Linked DNA regions of Mus musculus: region 1 is linked to region 2. Evidence: chromatin contacts called from ENCODE Hi-C or POLR2A ChIA-PET data. All regions are on one chromosome and are shown on one strand. The core of a region is the stretch at or near the end of the contact, and the rest is flanking DNA. Distances in the headings are between cores, read along the strand shown.

What was found. A loop is a pair of places that touch in the nucleus more often than their neighbours do. ChIA-PET counts read pairs that join two places held with the same protein, here RNA polymerase II (POLR2A).
Region 1: POLR2A ChIA-PET joins it to region 2 with 10 read pairs in embryonic stem cell. The contact joins the enhancer-like site here to the promoter of Adamts8 in region 2. A Hi-C loop is called at or near these places in 1 of 37 maps with a recorded cell type or tissue (heart). POLR2A ChIA-PET finds 5 or more read pairs at or near these places in 4 of 5 experiments (Patski and embryonic stem cell).

The regions. Positions count from the first base shown.
Region 1 is chr9:31,010,458-31,013,654 of GRCm38, forward strand. No RefSeq gene overlaps it. Among named protein-coding and RNA genes, the nearest start is that of Gm29724, 8.3 kb to the left of the region's middle. Within about 2 kb of position 1,319, at least 1 of the 3 ENCODE cell types and tissues checked has a DNase peak (open chromatin) inside an H3K27ac peak, as active enhancers do; it is heart, where a contact is called at or near this core.
Region 2 is chr9:30,940,714-30,943,901 of GRCm38, forward strand. Adamts8 (a disintegrin-like and metallopeptidase (reprolysin type) with thrombospondin type 1 motif, 8) reads left to right here and starts at 1,849. Exons shown (of 9, transcript NM_013906.3): 1 at 1,849-2,888. The coding sequence starts at 2,124.

The DNA.
Region 1 (3,197 bases), core at 69-2,568, 69 kb after region 2:
ACTCACTGAAATGAGAAACTTAGAAGGAAATTGGGTCTAGTGTAGAGAGATAAGAGCTCTGGTAGAAGCACTCGGAAGGCAGAGGCAGAGGCAGGTGGATTTCTGAGTTCGAGGCCAGTCTGGTCTACAGGACAGCCAGGGCTATACAGAGAAACCCTGTCTTGAAAAACAAAAAACAAAACAAAAAACAAAAAAATAGTAGAATGTATTGACAGTGGTGGCGGGGTGTGGGGCATGAGGTGGGGCATGAGGTGGGAGGTGGGAGCAGATGGTTATTTGGGGTGGAGTTTGGGAAATGCATGGTATGCAGAGAGATTGGAAAGCCCACTGGACAGATAGGAGAAATAGCTTGAAGTTTAAGGGAATAAACATCTAAATGTAATATTCTATAATTAGAAATAAATATAATTCTTCCACCGGGTAATTTAAGCAAGAGAACAGCTCCTCTAAGTGACATCAAAATCAAACCATATGGGCCATTGCCCGCTCAGCTTTGCATATAATAAGCTGATGAGAATAAATCAACTGAAGCTAAGTGTGGACACGTTCCAACTGGTTTTCATCCTGAAGCAAAAAGATGTTTCCTCTGTGACAAACCAAAATCCTAAATTCTTTATATTTAAGATCAATCTTTTTGGAAATCTTGTTTACAGAAAAGAACTAAGAAACAAAAGCAATAAAGCAAGCACTGCTCTGTTCTACTCTTTTATCATGAGGGAACTCATTACCAATTTCCTATATCTTGCCCTCCACACCAGACTGAAATCCTTCCTATCCAGTCAGTCAGTTCTATCCTGATTCCTGAGGAACTGGATCGTACTCATGCTGGGTGTGGTGGCGGGTGCCTTTAATCCCAGTACTCAGGAGGCAGGTAGATCTCTGGGAGTCTGGACCAGTCTAACATACACAGTGAGTTCCAGGGTATCCAGTGCTACAAAGAGAGAGCCTGTCTCAAGTGAAAGGGGGTATGGGAGAGAAAGAATTCTTATGCATCAGATGTCAATACCTTCAATGTCACTGCTGTCTTGGGCTTTCTCCCATTCATCATTTGGAGACATTGACACTGTATTCACAGATACACTAATTCTGTAGCAGCCTAATTTAGTCAAGGTTCTCCAGGGAGACAGAACCCAAAGGATATACATGTAGCCAGAGAGATATTTATGTTAAAGAGTCAGCTCACATAAGTGTGGAGGCTGTCACGTCTAAAATCTGTTGGGCAGACCAGCAGGCAGGATTTCTGTGTTGCAGTCTTGGAGAGGAATTTCTTCCCCTTCAGGAAATGTGGTTTTATCCCTGGAGGCCTTCCTCCTAGTTAGCTTCAGCTGTCAACTTGACACTGTCCAGGGTTATCTGAGTCAGTCCCAGCTGAGGGATAGCCTGGATTCTACTGGCCTGTGAACACCACTGTGAGGCATTTTCTTGATTGCTAACTGATATAGAAAGGTCCACCCCATTGTGGGTGGATCCATCCCTAGGCAATGGATCCTGAACTGTACAAAAAAGGTCTGTCTCCTAGTGCTGGGTTATAGGTATAGCCATGCCAAGCTTTTCCTGTTTTAATCAACTATATAAATATAGGATCTGGTGAGATGGCCCAGTCAGTAAAATGTTTGTTTACAAGCACGAGGACCTGAATTTGGATCCTACATAAAAATCTGTATATGTCTGTAACTGTGGTGGTGGGGAAGAGCAAAGAAAGGCAGATCCCTGCATGTCCATGGCTAGCCAGCCAGCCTAGTCTATCTGTAAACAGGTTTAGTAAGAGACCCTGACTTAAAAAAAAAAAAAAAAAAGTGGAGGGCTCGGAGATAGCTAAGTGGGTCAGAGAACTTGTTTTTCAAACATGAAGATCCGAATTCAAATCTACTGCACCCATATAAAAGCTTGGCATGGCTGTGAGTACCTGAAACCCCAGCACTAGGGAACAGAGACAGGGGGATCCTGAGAGCTCACTGGTCAGACAACATGCGTTAGCAAGAGACTGTATCTCAGGCAAAATGTAGGGGACAGTAGAGGAAGATGCCCAGTGTCCTCTACATTCATGCATAGAGATACATGTTTCCACACAGTCACAAGCAAGTACCACACACACACACACACACACACACACACACACACACACACACACATACACCAGAACATTAATTAAGGTAGAGAACAGAGGAAGGCACCTGATATTAACCTCCAGCTTACAGCCACATCCACACACACGTGGACGCACATACTGCACACACAGAAAACATAAATAAAAGATTCCACTGTGACTGTTCAGTGGACCCGAGCATTTGTGGCATGTCCTACTTAGCTTTCATTCTCAACCTGACAGCCTATAGTTATCTGAAAGGAAAGCCCAGGTTGAGGAACTGCCTAGGTCTGGTTGCCTGTGGGCATGGGATGGTCTCCGGATTGTTAACTGATGCAAGAGGGCTAGGCTCGGTGTTAAGTGGTGTCATCCAAGGGCAGGTGGTCCTGGGCTGGATAAAAAGGGGGTAGCTAATCATGACCCTGGGTGGGAGCAAGCAGCAGAATTCCTCAGTGGTTTCTGCTTCAAGATCCTGCCTTGACTTCCCTCAGTGAACTGTGACCTGGAAATGTACCAAATCTTTCCCTCCCCTAAGTTGCTTTTGGTTGGAGTGCTTTATTACAGCAGTGAAAGGAGACTAGAACATAAATGTGAGGGCCTGAGCTCAAACACCCAGAACACAGGAAAAGCTGGATGTGCAGGGCGTGGTGGCGCACGCCTTTAATCACAGCACTTGAGAGGCAGAGGCAGAGGCAGGCGGATTTCTGAGTTTGAGGCCAGCCTGGTCTACAAAGTGAGTTCCAGGACAGCCAGGGCTACACAGAGAAACCCTGTCTGGAAAAACAAAAACAAAAAAAAAAAAAAAAAAACAGACAAACAAACAAAAAGCTGGATGCATAAAGGAAGCATAGGTTAGCCCAGCACTTCTGTGGGGAGATGGGAGGCAGAGACGGGCCTGGAGGCTTTCGAGTCAAATAGGTATTTGCAGAAAAAAAAAAAAATTGACTCAAGCATAGAGGAAAGTGAAGACCAACACCCAAGGTCCTCTGGCCTCCACACATACACCACGGTATGTGTACACTCATATTGGCACACAAAGCATACAGACAAAATAAATATTGAATAAGTAAATAAAATGTCAATCACATCTATCTCCACAGCAGTACCTAGA
Region 2 (3,188 bases), core at 599-3,098:
CTTCAAAGTAGTTCTTTCTGTTTTACAACAGTAGCAGCTGCAATTTCCAGAGATTTCCCAAATGAAAACACAAGCAACACTTAGTTTCCCCGAGCCTGGTTATAGCCTCTAACATCTAAAGAGAAAGAAGAAGCTGGGCACTCCAATAAAATAGTAGTCACAAAGAAGAAAGAAGGCACTCGCACACGTGAAGGACCTAACTACTATGGAAAACCAGAAGTTGAAAGCCAGGCATGAGGTCACAGCACATACCTGTTTGAGGCCAGCCTGGGCTATGCAGTGAGTCCCTGTTTCAAGAAAGAAAAGAACAACAACCAGGAAAAAAGAAAAAGGAAAAGGATACACTGGAAAATACTGAACAAGGAACTTAATGGCTAAGACCAGTAATTGAAATGTCACCACAGCCCTGAGGCAAAAGGGATTGCTCATTTAACCGTACAGGTCACACTGTCCCAGGGATATTAAACTGTTGAGGGATGAGCATCTTGTTCATTTTTGGTAGAAAACAGAGATGCTTTCCATTCCCCTGCCTCTAGGAGTGTTTTACCCAAACTTCCAATTCTCTATACAGCAAAGGAAGGAGATTCAACCACTCCTTTGCAGTCCTATAAAAGTGGAGAGAGCTTGCGGTGCTGGGGCCTTTCCTTAGGTTCTGTAGTGACACAAGTTAATTTAAGAGACTCCTCTTTGTAGGTAACAAGTCCCAAGGAGTCTTTTGCATAGGCCAATCCTTCACAGCTACAGAAATGGATTGGATCGGCCAAACGAAGTAAGAATGACTCAACTGTAGGCACCCTCACATAAGCAAAGAGCTGCGTAGTTGGGGGTAGGTGAGCTGCCAAATGCTGTATCCTCCATGATTGTCTCAGAAAAGACACAGGGCGAGGGGCTAGGACTTGTTCTGGTACTGAGAGAACGTTGATTCTGAATCCAATCTAGACCTGCACCGGTAATACTAGAGTGGATACAAAGATTGTGGTTTGTGGTCTTAAGACGGTCATCACTCTTGCTGGATCCCACTCTCTTCTGTAGGAAGGTGGCAGAGTGAATTATCTCCCCACATATTTAGATGTATTTGGAGCTGTGGGCAATACAGTATAAGGGACCTGGCCACCTTTCCCCGTGTCAGCAAGGCAACTGGCAGAGCTGTGCATCAGAAGACAGACTGGTGAAGTACTTCCTCCCATAGGAAACGAGAAATGTAGTGGTATTGAATCCATTTTACTTTCCTGGTAGTAGCCTCTCACTACCCCCACTATGCTCAGAAGCAAGCAACAAAACAACCTTGACCAGGTGGCATTTTTAAAGTTCTGAAGTGCTCCTAATGGACAGCGTGATTCCAGTATGACTTTCCTACCTCTCACTTTGTATTTGACCATTAAAGGCTTTGGAACCTTCCCACAAACCTCTTTTAACACTGCCAGGTTTGTACAAAAATCTGCATACTGTCTCTGAGGCCAGAGCAGGGTGTGTCTGTCCCCAGCACCTGGCTCTTGCACAAGAAGAAGCCAGTGTCTCTCCCATCTAGGACTCGCCTTCAGGGGGACTGTCCAGCATTACAGGAATTGGCATGGGTCTTCACGTAGTCACGTAAAAAGGAAAAAAAAAAAAAAAGCTGTAGTTGACACTTAACTACTTAACTATCGGGAGGGGCTCACTGACTCCTGATTGGTTTTACATTTCATCCCTTTTTTTTCCCCTCCTCTCCTTTTCTGTTTCTGTCTCTGACCCCAGGGGAGGGGAAACGGGAATAGTGAGCGATCAAAAATAAACCTCTTATGTCAAAGCCGGGAAGGAAGTATAAATACGAAGGGCTCGGCAGCCCACTCGGTGTTTCCCGAGGAAGGAGGCGACTGCACGGGACGCCGCGGAGGACGCGCGCTCGCGGCCCGGGGCGCCAGCTGCTCGAGTTCTGCTAGGTTGGCTGGCGCAGGAGGAGCGGGCTGCGCGATCCAGAGGGGCCGCCAGGGGACCGCCGCGCCTGCTGCCGCTAGCCGAGTCGGCCTCCCCATCCGATTGATCATTTTTCCTGGACAGAGCGGCCCGGCCGCCTCGGGCCACCAGCACCTGCCCGCGCGCGGCGATCTTCTTCCCTCTCCCGCGCTCCGCAGCACTCTGCCCCCATGCTCCGCGACCCCACCACCACCGGGTGGCCGCCCCTCCTGCTGCTGCTATTGCAGCTGCCGCCGCCGCCACTCGTCTGCGGCGCCCCGGCGGGGCCGGGAACCGGGGCGCAGGCCTCGGAGCTAGTGGTGCCCACGCGGTTGCCCGGCAGCGCGAGCGAGCTCGCCTTCCACCTGTCCGCCTTCGGCCAGGGCTTCGTGCTGCGCCTGGCGCCTGACGCCAGCTTCCTGGCGCCGGAATTCAAGATCGAGCGCCTCGGGGGCTCGAGCGCGGCGGCCGGGGGCGAGCCGGGACTGCGTGGCTGCTTCTTCTCTGGCACAGTGAATGGAGAACGGGAGTCGCTGGCGGCGATGAGCCTGTGTCGCGGGCTGAGCGGCTCGTTCTTGCTGGCAGGCGAGGAGTTCACCATCCAGCCACAGGGCGCTGGGGACTCCCTGGACCAGCCTCATCGCCTGCAGCGCTGGGGGCCGGGACAGCGCCGCGAAGACCCCGGGCTCGCTGCCGCCGAAGTTTTCCCCCTCCCTCAAGGACTGGAGTGGGAGGTGGAGATGGGTAATGGGCAGGGACAGGAGAGAAGTGACAACGAAGAGGACAGGAAGCAGGACAAGGAGGGGTTGCTCAAAGAGACAGAAGACTCCCGCAAAGTGCCACCACCCTTCGGATCCAAAACTAGAAGCAAGAGGTTTGTGTCCGAGGCTCGCTTCGTGGAAACACTTCTGGTGGCTGATGCGTCCATGGCTGCCTTCTATGGGACCGACCTGCAGGTAGGACCTTCCGCAGACCCTGACTAACAGTCTATTGCCTCTCGATGGTTTTCAATTCTTCCCTTCCCACGGGGGGGGGGGGATCCCTCGCGCTCCCAAGCCCAACCCCAAAGGGGACTTTCTTCTTTCTGAGAAACAGCAGTAACTCCATTAGCTTCTGCCTTCCCGGCTTCCTACTTCCCAATCCCTAAATCCCTTCCAATTTACAGTAGAGGCGCTGGCTCTGTCTCTTCCCAGCATCCTGAGTCTTCCACAGTTCCCAGGCACCTGCTTCTCCCAAAGGGAGATTAAAAACTGCTA